2 separate regions of the Homo sapiens genome follow, and region 1 is linked to region 2. Evidence: chromatin contacts called from ENCODE Hi-C or POLR2A ChIA-PET data. All regions are on one chromosome and are shown on one strand. Each heading gives the region's core, a stretch centred on a gene start or an enhancer-like site at or near the end of the contact. The rest is flanking DNA. Distances are from core to core; before and after follow the strand shown.

What was found. A loop is a pair of places that touch in the nucleus more often than their neighbours do. ChIA-PET counts read pairs that join two places held with the same protein, here RNA polymerase II (POLR2A). Pooled maps may share reads with other maps.
Region 1: a loop to region 2 is called in a pooled map, with 2.4 times the contacts of the local background. The contact joins the enhancer-like site here to the promoter of SMAP2 in region 2. A Hi-C loop is called at or near these places in 4 of 50 pooled maps. POLR2A ChIA-PET finds 5 or more read pairs at or near these places in 2 of 52 experiments (PC-3 and activated CD8-positive, alpha-beta T cell).

Annotation. Positions count from the first base shown.
Region 1 is chr1:39,404,306-39,410,016 of GRCh38, reverse strand. The region is part of intron 58 of MACF1 (microtubule actin crosslinking factor 1); the gene reads right to left. Among named protein-coding and RNA genes, the nearest start is that of BMP8A, 84 kb to the left of the region's middle. RefSeq lists silencers at 645-874, 885-1,494. Within about 2 kb of position 4,461, at least 3 of the 41 ENCODE cell types and tissues checked have a DNase peak (open chromatin) inside an H3K27ac peak, as active enhancers do.
Region 2 is chr1:40,369,511-40,374,976 of GRCh38, reverse strand. SMAP2 (small ArfGAP2) reads right to left here and starts at 1,250. Exons shown (of 10, transcript NM_022733.3): 1 at 754-1,250. The coding sequence starts at 856. RefSeq lists an enhancer at 493-992 and silencers at 978-1,117, 1,188-1,507.

The sequences.
Region 1 (5,711 bases), core at 3,212-5,711, 970 kb after region 2:
TTGTATGGCTTATGGTTTAATTTTTTTTAAGAGCACTGCTCTTTCAAATACAGTCAACAAAAATCATCTGATATTGACGAGTCTTTTTCGATATCTAGTTCCACTCACTTCTCACCGAAGCAGAGTTGGGAGCAGCAAATTTATGCCGATTGTATCCTTTAATAACAATGGCACAGCCTCTCTAGTCTTCAAGTATGGCCCAAGCTCCTAAGAATTCCTTTCATTTTATCCTCAGTTCCAGCCCTGGAGAGTCCAGCTGGTCTGAATTAGCCATTCGTCCTCCCTAGCTGGGGTGTTTGCATTTGAACTGGGCTGGTCGGCGGATATTCCTGCAACTTTAAACACAGGAAGTCCTTCATTCGGGGCCAGCTTGGGGCTTCCTGTCTCCAAAACATCATGGCATTGTTGTGGCTCCCAGGCCAACCCTGCGCTGTAGCTGCAAAACAAGGCGAGCGGAGCCCCGCGCCAGGCCTTCGGAAAGGCAGGCGGGCGGGCGGGCAGCAGCAGCGGCCGCGGGTCTGTCGGAGGGGCTCGCTCAGCACGGCCCGCTTCCCCGCGCCATGCCGCGCGCCCCGAGGGCCAGGGTCGCCTCACCGCAGGCTGCAGGTGGCTCCCGGCCGCGCCAGCCTCAGGTCCCGCGCTCAGGAAGTTAGTTTGTCCCTCCGGCAGCTGAGTCCCGAGTGCTGTGGGCGCCGCCTCGCCCGCCGCCGCCAGTCCCCGGCCCGCAGCCGCCACGCCGTGGGCTGCATGACAAGCAGCCGCCTCTATTCTCCACCACGCCGCTGGCCCCGCGGCCCCGCCGTCCTCCCCGCCCGCAGCTGTCACGGTCCCGGCATGCAAACTTCTGGCTGGGAACAAAAGGCTCCGCTAGGGTCGGGCGGGGGGCGAGTCCTCCTCCCCCGCGCAGCGCGACCCGCTAGCTCGCTAGCTCGCTGGAAGTGCTCGGCTGGCGGGCGGCTCTCCTCCCCCTTCCCCGCGCCGCCGCGCTGCGCCGCCCCGCCCGGGCAGCCCCCTGGAAGCCAGGGAGCGCGCGACGCGGAGAGCACAGGAAGGAGGACGAGGGCGGGGGCGGGGCCCGGCGGGGGCGGGGCCGGGGAGAGGAGCGACTCCGAGAGTGGAGGGAGCGGTGGAGAGGATTGGAGGCTGAGGCGCCGAAGGAGGGGCTTCTGCGGGATTCGGAGCGAGAGACCCGGGACGCCAGCCGTTCGGCTCCCGCAGCCCACGCCCACCGCGCCCCGGGGCCAGAGGGGAACGCCCCGCCCCCGGAGAGGGCGCAAGGAGAGGAACGGAACCCGCGCGAGTCTGGGCTGCGCGGCGCAAATCCCCTGACAAAGGAAAGCCCCGCCCTCCTCCCGCTGGCCCGGCCCCTCCCGCCCCTGTCTCGCTCCAACCGGCCCGGCTCCGAGCCCAGCCCAAAGGCGAACGAATCCAGAAAGGGCGCCCGCGCTCCCCCAGCTAGCCGGCTCTGGCGACGGCCACTCGAGTTCCCGTGTGCCGGCAGGTCGCGCCGGCTGGGGTAGGCCGCCTGCATCGCTCTCGGCTCCATCTCTGCCGCCAAAGGCTGTCCCTGCTCCTTCCAGTGTCACCTTTAGCGCGCCCCTTGCCGGACCGAAGAACACTCCAGCCTTAAACCCGGCACTTTCCCGGTGTCCCAAAGGAATTCGGTCACGCTCAGAGACCAAAGTTATTGGATAACTCTAGGCACATTCTACCTTCCCTCTCCCCCTTCTCAAGTATATCAAGTCCTGGTCAATTCTCCCACCAGGATTTCTCTGCTCACAGACCTGAGTGGTATCAATGACGGAAGAAAATGGGGTGTTGGGGGAGGTGGGGATGCCAACAGCTGAGCCCTACGACCAAACACCTGGGTCCTTTATAGTTGCGCACAGCCAAGGAAACCTGAGCCTCCTTGGACCAGATGAAAAGCATGGGTATTTCAAATCTCAAATAGAAAACACTAGAGAAAAGTCGCTCACAATCCCGTCGTCCACGGCCTTTGGCTTTTAGAAAAGCCACTTGGTCACCTGGTGACTGTTAAACAAAGAAAGTACAAAGGGCAACCCAGGAAACTGTCCACCAGAGGCAGCTGCATCTCTGAACGGGTCCAATACTCTGTTCTATTTGTGATGGCCATTCTCTGATTTTATGAAGGAAAAAAACATCTATTAAAATTCGGAATCTCTGTCGGACCATGTGGTCAATATATACCGCAAAACTTATGGAAAAGTTATTTCTATCCTTTACACAAACAGTAAGTGAAACCAACACCTGGTGTATGAAGATCTGGCACTGAAACCTTGAGCTGAGCCTTAGGCTTACTTAGGGAATCAGACTGGTCCTTGGCAAAAATGAGAAGTGCGCTGAAGCCTGTAATCGGAATTAGGCAACTAAAAGACCTTTCTCTGGTAAAATGCTTTACACTTCATTTCTCACTTCAACAACGGCTGCTGATCAATTCTACCCACTCAAATCCAAAAGACTCTGCCCATCTGTAAACTGAAAGGGGTGGGGAGGCCGACTAGGTTGTGTCTTGACACCCTTTCTAGTTTTAATATTTTTTAGTTCTAAAACTTTTAAAGGCACTGCCCCAGAATCCTGTGTCCTCTTGGTCGTATACTGCCAAGACACTAGAAACCCTGTCCTATGAAGAACAAACAGTGCAAGACCCAATAATGTCTGACCTAGAGAAAGTTCTAGGAGATGTAATTAGCATGAAGTATCTGAAGGGCTGAGACGTGGGAGGAAGGAAACTTGTTCTGGGTATCTCCTTAAGCTGGCACACTAAGATGTGAGATTTAAAACCAACAAAGAGCTTCTCACAGCTATTCAAAGAATAGAGTGTCCCCTAAACTGGTGACTTTCCTGACCCTGGAGGTGTTTGAGCAGAAATTCAAGCAATCACTTGGCAGAGATTTGGGAAAACAGATTTACAAATCTTCTGCAGTTTGTTCAGATGAATTTTAAAGTCCTTTCTAACTCTGATACACTGTAATCCTAAGGACTGACAGCTTACAGATCTGATACTTAACAGTTTAGGGAATCCAGGTTTTAATTTTCCTTTAATTATTCAGCACAACTGGAAAAACTCAGGGAAGGAAAGATCAATTTTACTAGCAAATATCCCTGGCCAAATACATTCACTTAAGTGTTCAGATATCATAACAGACTGTTTAGCATGCCAGGGCCCCTCTGGTTGGAAGAATCTGAGGAATTCTGGCTCTGGATGAAACATGGGTGGTTATTCTATTATAAAGAATGTTTTTTTTTTTTTTTTTTTTGAGTGAGACTCTGTCTCACTCTGTCGCCTAGACTGGAGTGCAGTGGCGCAATCTTGGCTCACTGCAATCTTTGCCTCCTGGGTTCAAGCGATTCTCCTGCCTCAGCCTCCCCAATAGCTGGGATTACAGGCATGCGCCACCGCACCCAGTTAATTTTTTGTATTTTTAGTAGAGATGGGTTTCACCCCTTGTTGGCCAGGCTGGTGACCTGACCTCAGGTGATCCACTCACCTCAGCCTCCCAAAGTGCTGGGATTACAGGCGTAGCTACTGTTCCCAGCCATAAAGAATTATCTTGATGTGGAATCACAAACTTCATGAACAGAAATTCCTTTACTGTTTCCTCACCAAGTCAGGTATCAACCAATCCAGACTTTTCTTAAATAATTCCCTCCCATGTCTATCTACCAATATTCTTACTACTCTCATCAGTGATCCATATAAATAAATAAATGGAGCATTCCTACGACTATGAAATTCAGATTCGAATTACTTATTATCTGCAGTCACACTCTCTCTAATTAGGGTGTTAGGAAAACAAATTTAAATACAACCTAAAGAGAAATTACATATAGTAATCTAATCCTCCCACCGCACCTCCAAAAAAACCCCAGAACCCAAAGCCAAAGAATACTTTCTGAGTGCTTTGCTCTTTTTAAAAAATCATCAGTATGTGTTTAGAAATAAATCAAGAGAGGAAGCACAAGTTCTCCTCCATGTCTTAATTTTTATCTGTTCATGAGTTTCTCCTTAGTTTAGGTATGTGAAACTCTGCCAATAGCCATCTCAGGGACTGAAATAAATACCTGATACAGCTTTCCACCTCTTGTTGCCCTGATAGCTACAAAAAAAAAAAAGCATCTGTTCATTTCACATGCTGTGTATAAACTTTTTAAAAGAGAAATACAGGGAGCTCCAGAGACCCTCTTCAGATATTTCCCCCACCCCTGTAACCACAAACATATGCACTGAAGCCAAATTTCAAATGAGTTTCCGGTTAATTGATTACAGAGTTCAAAGAATTCTCTACTCATTTTGAAATTCCCAAGTACAGAATTTGGTGTTAGATTTTCCTTCAGTGAACTTAGAAGAAAGAAAAATCCTGGCCCTTCCAGCTCCTTCCTGCAGTCTTCCTAATGAAAGACAGCCGGGTGGAGTCTCCTCACACCCTAACATAGCTCCCTTTCCAAGTTTTGGACCTGGCATCCTGCCCTTGTCTGCTCCAGACCTAAAATGCCAGCCCTCTGGGACAATCTGGAGACCCCAGATTCACACTTCCCTAGATTCTATGATGCCTTATCACCCACCTTGATGGGTGCTCTCTCTTGGAAGACTAATTCTGAGTAGAAGAGGATACAGAGGACTGGTTGGATCTTGCTCATTTTAAATCTACACAATGCCTTTCATCTTAGGATCTTTAGATTTTACAAGCATTATTTAGTAGCAAGTAGAAACTCCACAGTATTAGTCTGTACCTGTTGGGCATCAGTCACTGCCATCCTTTGGTACTTTTATTATTATAAACATGGCTACGGAGTGGCTCATAAAGCAACATAGCATGACACGAAGTTTGCTTTAAGTGGGATACTAAGGATTTTGATGCTATTTGAGCTCTCATGTACTCGTGAACCCATGAGAAAACTTTCCACACACTCTGCAGGAACTCTCATGACCCCTGTAAGCCCTTTCCTGCCTGTAGACTTTCCAAAAGACAGTGTATTAATCCCTCTTTTTAGACTAATGGTCACCAAAACCATGGTGATGACAAAATCATGGGGCTTTGCAAGTTAGAAAAGACCTGACAGAAGGGTGGGAAGAAGGAAGGCAGGAGGTATCAGAGAAGGCTTTATGGAGGGAATCACATTTACTCATTAGGATTTCAGATATACAGAGATGGCAAAGACAAATATTTCTAAGTAGAGAGCTGAAGGCAGGACTCTAAAGAAGCAAATTCTGGCTGGGCTCAATGGCTCACACCTGTAATTCCAATACTTTGAGAAGCTGAGGCAGGGGTATCCCTTGAGGCCAGGAGTTCAAGACTAGCCGAAGCAACATTGCAAGACACTCGTCTCTACAAAAAGTTAAAAAATTGGCCAGGCATGTGCATCTGTAGTCCTAGCTACTTGGGAGGTTGAGCTGAGAAAATCGTTCAGCCCAGGAGTTCAAGGTTACAATGAGCTGTAATTGTGTCATTGCACTCTAGCCTGGCGACAGAGTGAGATCCTGTCTCCAAATTTTTTTGTTGTTGTTGTTAATTTTTTTTTTTTTCCAGACAGGGTCTCACATTGTCACCCAGGCTGGGGTGCAGTGACACGATCTCGGTTCACTGCAACCTCCACCTCCCAGGTTTAAGTGATTCTCCTGCCTCAGCCTCCCAAGTAGCTGGGATGACAGGTGTGCACCACCATGCCCAGCTAATTTTTGTATTTTTAGT
Region 2 (5,466 bases), core at 1-2,500:
ATTCATCTTTCTCTCTCCACTGATTAAACGGATCCTGCACTACAGGCATAATCGGCTAGTTTCTGCCACCACTCATACATAGGCCTCCAACGCACTCTACAAGCCAGGGCTACACTGCCTAGAAATCCGCACTGTGTCACTGCATAAGGCAGTTTCCCACTGCACACATCCAGAAGAATAAAGTCACCTAAGCACTCTTGTCAGATCTTAGCAAGGCTGCAAAATGACAGGAGTTGCTAACCAAATAGCAGGAAGCAAAAATCACCACCTTTAAAAATCATTTAAGCAGTTTTCCTTTCCGCCATCTCACTTCCCTCCTCCTCCTCCTCGTCATTCTCTCTCTCTCTCTCTCACACACACACACACACACACACACACACGCACGCACGCACGCACGCAATGCAGTTCATCCCCAGCTTTGCAAGTGACATGCTGGGAGCTCTCTCTGGACAGCCGGCCCAGAACTCATTCAGAGCCCTCAAATACAGACATTCTCACCTGAACACGCCAGGCAACTTCCACCCGCACCATCACCTCCACCCTCCCCGACACACACAGACTCGCCCTCGCAAGCTCTACCCATACCAATCCCCCAGCTGCAGAAAGCCCAGTAGGCTCACTGCAAGCGCAGCACGCGTTACCACTTATAAGCCGAGTTGGGCGGCCTAAGCTTCAGAAACCGCCTCTTCACGCAGCCCACCCCCACCACCCCGGCGCGGCTGGACCCCTGGCCCGCCAGGTGGGATGCGCTACCTTTAGACTGGCAATCTGCACAAAACTTGTTATCCTCCTCCAGCAGCAGGTTGGCCAGGACAGCCTGGTACCGATCCACGTCCTTCACCGACTTGCCTGTCATGGCCAGGGTGCCGGCGGGGGCAGAGGGCGACGCGCCCTCCTCGCCCCCAGAGACCCCTGCCTCAGTCCGGGGTTGAGGACTCCCGGTCCCCCGCCCAGGGGCACCTCCTGAGCGGGGAGAGCCCTCTCCTCCGGCCCCGCCGGACGCCCCTTCCCGGGTCGGGGGCGTCCGTCCCCCACTCCGCAGCCCCTCGGCGCGGCGCCCCTTGGCGGGCTTAGGGACAGGCCCGCCTCCAAGAGAGGCTGCGGGGCCAGAGACCCTCAGCCCAGGCAAAGGCGGACCACGAGCCTCCTGGGTGCCGGACGCAGATGACCCTCTGGCCGGCCTGTCTGCTGGCCTTGCGTCCCGCGCCTCGGTTTCCCTGGCAGCTGCCGTCAGCTCCGCTACCACCTCCACCGCCTACTTCCGGCAGCTCTTCCTCCCCACCTCCACCCTGCCCAGCTCGCGCATGCGCCCCGCCCCCACCGCGCCGCACTGGGCTCTTCCTTCAGCTCCGCCTCTCGGGAACCAATCCGTGGAGAAGCGGGGGGCGGGCCTTGGGTGGGGGCGGAGGGAAGGGGTGGGCACGCCCCCTGCGTGTCCTTGGAAGAGAATGAATGGAGCCTGGTAGAAAGGGAGTGGAGGGAATGGAAGAAAGTGAAGGAAGACAACAACTAACATTTACTGAGCTCTTACTATGCGCTAGGCACTGTGTTAAGCGCTTTGCATGAACTATCCCAACATAATCCTCACAACGACCCTATGATCATCCTTATGTAACCTGAGGGTTGTTGATACCCCAAAGTCCTCCAGCTTGTTTTTTCCAACAGCCAAATATAAGAGTCCAAGCCCCTAACCCAGGATATAGGAACGTCACCCCCTCCCCACATTTTCAGAGGACTCTGGTCACCTCTCACTTGGAATACCTGCTCCCACTAATACTCATTAGCTCTCCTCTGTGACTCCTGCCTTTTTGGATATTGTTTGGCCTGGTGCCCAGACAGTTTGTTTCTTCTTCCATTTCTTAAATTCTCACAAAACAGCGAGTTTTTTGTGGCAGACTTTTACTGAACGTTATTTGGGAAGGGTGGGGGACAGTGATTAAAGCATAGCACACAACAGGCAACTCCTTAAAAATGATTATTAAACATCATCATCCAAAGCCACCGTTGCTACAGATAATTTCTCATTGGCTGTCCTTTTCCTTAGGGATCCACCTGCCATCTGGCTTGTGTTTTCATTCACTCATTCATTCATTCATTCACTGAGCACGATGTTACTGAGAAATTTCTAAGTATCAGGCACTGTACTAGGGGAGAGGGAAACAGCATGATCCGATTTGTGGTTTTAAAAGGTCACTCTGGCTGCCATGGAAATAATTAATCAGGGAAGATAGTAAGCAGATGCTAAGAGTTATCTAAACTCTGGTGAAACCCTCTCCTCCATTTCTTTACTTTCTCCCAAGACCAGGATCCCCTCAAAGCTTTCATCTCATCAGAGGAAAACTAAACATTTCTATTACTTTATTAATCACAACAATTAAATTTTCTGGCTAAGCCTCTTCCCTTCTAGCCATGCCTAGGGGACTTGACTTTTAAAAACACACAAGTTCATTGGGGTGTTTTTCCTCAGAAAACCCATCCAAGTAGGTATTACCATAACCATTTTTCAGTTGAAATAGACAGTCAAGATTAACTAGTTACTGGGTGTGGTGGCACATACCTGTAGTCCTAGCTACTCAGGATGCCAGAGCCAGAGCATCACTTGAGCCCAGGAGTTGGAATCCAGCCTGGGCAACACAGTAAGAACCACCCCTCCAACCCCCAATGTACCCCGTTACCCTGTCTCAAACAACAACAACAACAACAAAACCCAGTTAATTGCGGTGAGTGGTGATTGTACCTTAGTTCAAGCCCTCCCCATCTTCATCTCCTCACTCTGCAAATAGCCTTCCTGCCTTAGTCTAAATCTGGTTAAATTAATCCTTCACCGTGCTCTCTAGAGGGAGCTTTTAAATGCCAATTCTGATGGACTCACACTTCCTGCTTAAAAAATCCTTTAGTGGCTCTCCATTGCCTATGGCAGTGTTTCTCAAATTGTTCCCACCTAGTGAGAGATCTCATGGCTTTGTGGTTAAGCACACAGACTCTGGGGCAAGAATGCTTAAGTTTAAATCTTCAGCTTTTACCACCTATTATCTGTGTGACTTTGAGCAGGTTACTTAGCCTCTTGGTGCCTCAGTTATTTCATCTATAGAATGGGAATGATGATAACATTAATAGTACCTATTTCACAAGATTATTATGAGGCTTAGCTGAGATAATGCCTGTAATATAATTAGAACAGCCCTTGGTAGATAGTGAATGATAGACAATTAGCGCTCTTCACTAAATATTTCTGGCGTTTTGCCTTCTGAGCACATGGTAGGATTTTATTTCCTGGCCTTCAAGTGATTGGGAAAGACCAATGAGTTTGAGCAGAAAGGATGGATTACTTTGTCTCTGAAGCATTTATTTGTTGCTTTGAGCCTCTTGTGCTTCTCTTTCCCTCTGGCATGGCAACTATTGATGCTGAAGATGTTGGTTGCTCTATTAGCCTGGATTTCTGTGTAGCTGATAAACAAGAGCTCTCTGCCAGCCCATAGAGGATAACTTAGCATAAGCAAGAAATAAGCATTGTGTTGCCATTGAGTTTTGTTTGTTTACCACTGTATAAGCTAGCCTATCCTAGCAGATACATCAAGTATTAGCTCTTTTTATTATCATTACTAATAGCAGAGTAAAGTGAGTGCATAGCCCAGGGTCTGAGGATATAAACAAAGCAAACTGCTCCTCCCAAGTACACATTTTTTTTTTTGAAGTCTTGAATTTTGCTTTGACTAGTCTTGCAAAAATGTTCACTCTGTTCCATCATGCACATGTTATCTTATCATAAAACTGTTTCCACATTAGTTATAAAATTTTTTTTTTTGAGACCGAGTCTCGCTCTGTCGCCAGGCTGGAGTGCAGTGGTGCGATCTCGGCTCACTGCAACCTCCGCCTCCCAGGTTCAAGCAATTCTCCTGCCTCAGCCTCCCAAGTAGCTAGGACTACAGGCACGTGCCACCACTCCTGGCTAATTTTTTGTATTTTAATAGAGGCAGGGTTTCACCCTGTTAGCCAGGATGGTCTCAATCTCCTGACCTCGTGACCCGCCCACCTCAGCCTCCCAAAGTACTAGGATTACTGGCATGAGCCACCGCGCCTGGCCAGTTATAGAATTTTCTTTTCTTTTTTTTTTTTTTTTATTATACTTTAAGTTTTAGGGTACATGTGCACATTGTGCAGGTTAGTTACATATGTATACATGTGCCATGCTGGTGCGCTGCACCCACTAACTCGTCATCTAGCATTAGGTATATCTCCCAATGCTATCCCTCCCCCCTCCCCCTACCCCACCACAGTCCCCAGAGTGTGATATTCCCCTTCCTGTGTCCATGTGATCTCATTGTTCAATTCCCACCTATGAGTGAGAATATGCGGTGTTTGGTTTTTTGTTCTTGTGATAGTTTACTAAGAATGATGATTTCCAATTTCATCCATGTCCCTACAAAGGACATGAACTCATCATTTTTTATGGCTGCATAGTATTCCATGGTGTATATGTGCCACATTTTCTTAATCCAGTCTATCATTGTTGGACATTTGGGTTGGTTCCAAGTCTTTGCTATTGTGAATAATGCCGCAATAAACATACGTGTGCATGTGTCTTTATAGCAGCATGATTTATAGTCATTTGGGTATATACCCAGTAATGGGATGGCTGGGTCAAATGGTATTTCTAGTTCTAGATCCCTGAGGAATCGCCACACTGACTTCCACAATGGTTGAACTAGTTTACAGTCCCACCAACAATGTAAAAGTGTTCCTATTTCTCCACATCCTCTCCAGCACCTGTTGTTTCCTGACTTTTTAATGATTGCCATTCTAACTGGTGTGAGATGGTATCTCATTGTGGTTTTGATTTGCATTTCTCTGATGGCCAGTGATGATGAGCATTTTTTCATGTGTTTTTTGGCTGCATAAATGTCTTCTTTTGAGAAGTGTCTGTTCATGTCCTTTGCCCACTTTTTGATGGGGTTGTTTGTTTTTTTCTTGTAAATTTGGTTGAGTTCATTGTAGATTCTGGATATTAGCCCTTTGTCAGATGAGTAGGTTGCGAAAATTTTCTCCCATTTTGTAGGTTGCCTGTTCACTCTGATGGTAGTTTCTTTTGCTGTGCAGAAGCTCTTTAGTTTAATTAGATCCCATTTGTCAATTTTGTCTTTTGTTGCCATTGCTTTTGGTGTTTTGGACATGAAGTCCTTGCCCATGCCTATGTTCTGAATGGTAATGCCTAGGTTTTCTTCTAGGGTTTTTATGGTTTTAGGTCTAACGTTTAAATCTTTAATCCATCTTGAATTGATTTTTGTATAAGGTGTAAGGAAGGGATCCAGTTTCAGCTTTCTACATATGGCTAGCCAGTTTTCCCAGCACCATTTATTAAATAGGGAATCCTTTCCCCATTTCTTGTTTTTCTCAGGTTTGTCAAAGATCAGACAGTTGTAGGTATGCGGCGTTATTTCTGAGGGCTCTGTTCTGTTCCATTGATCT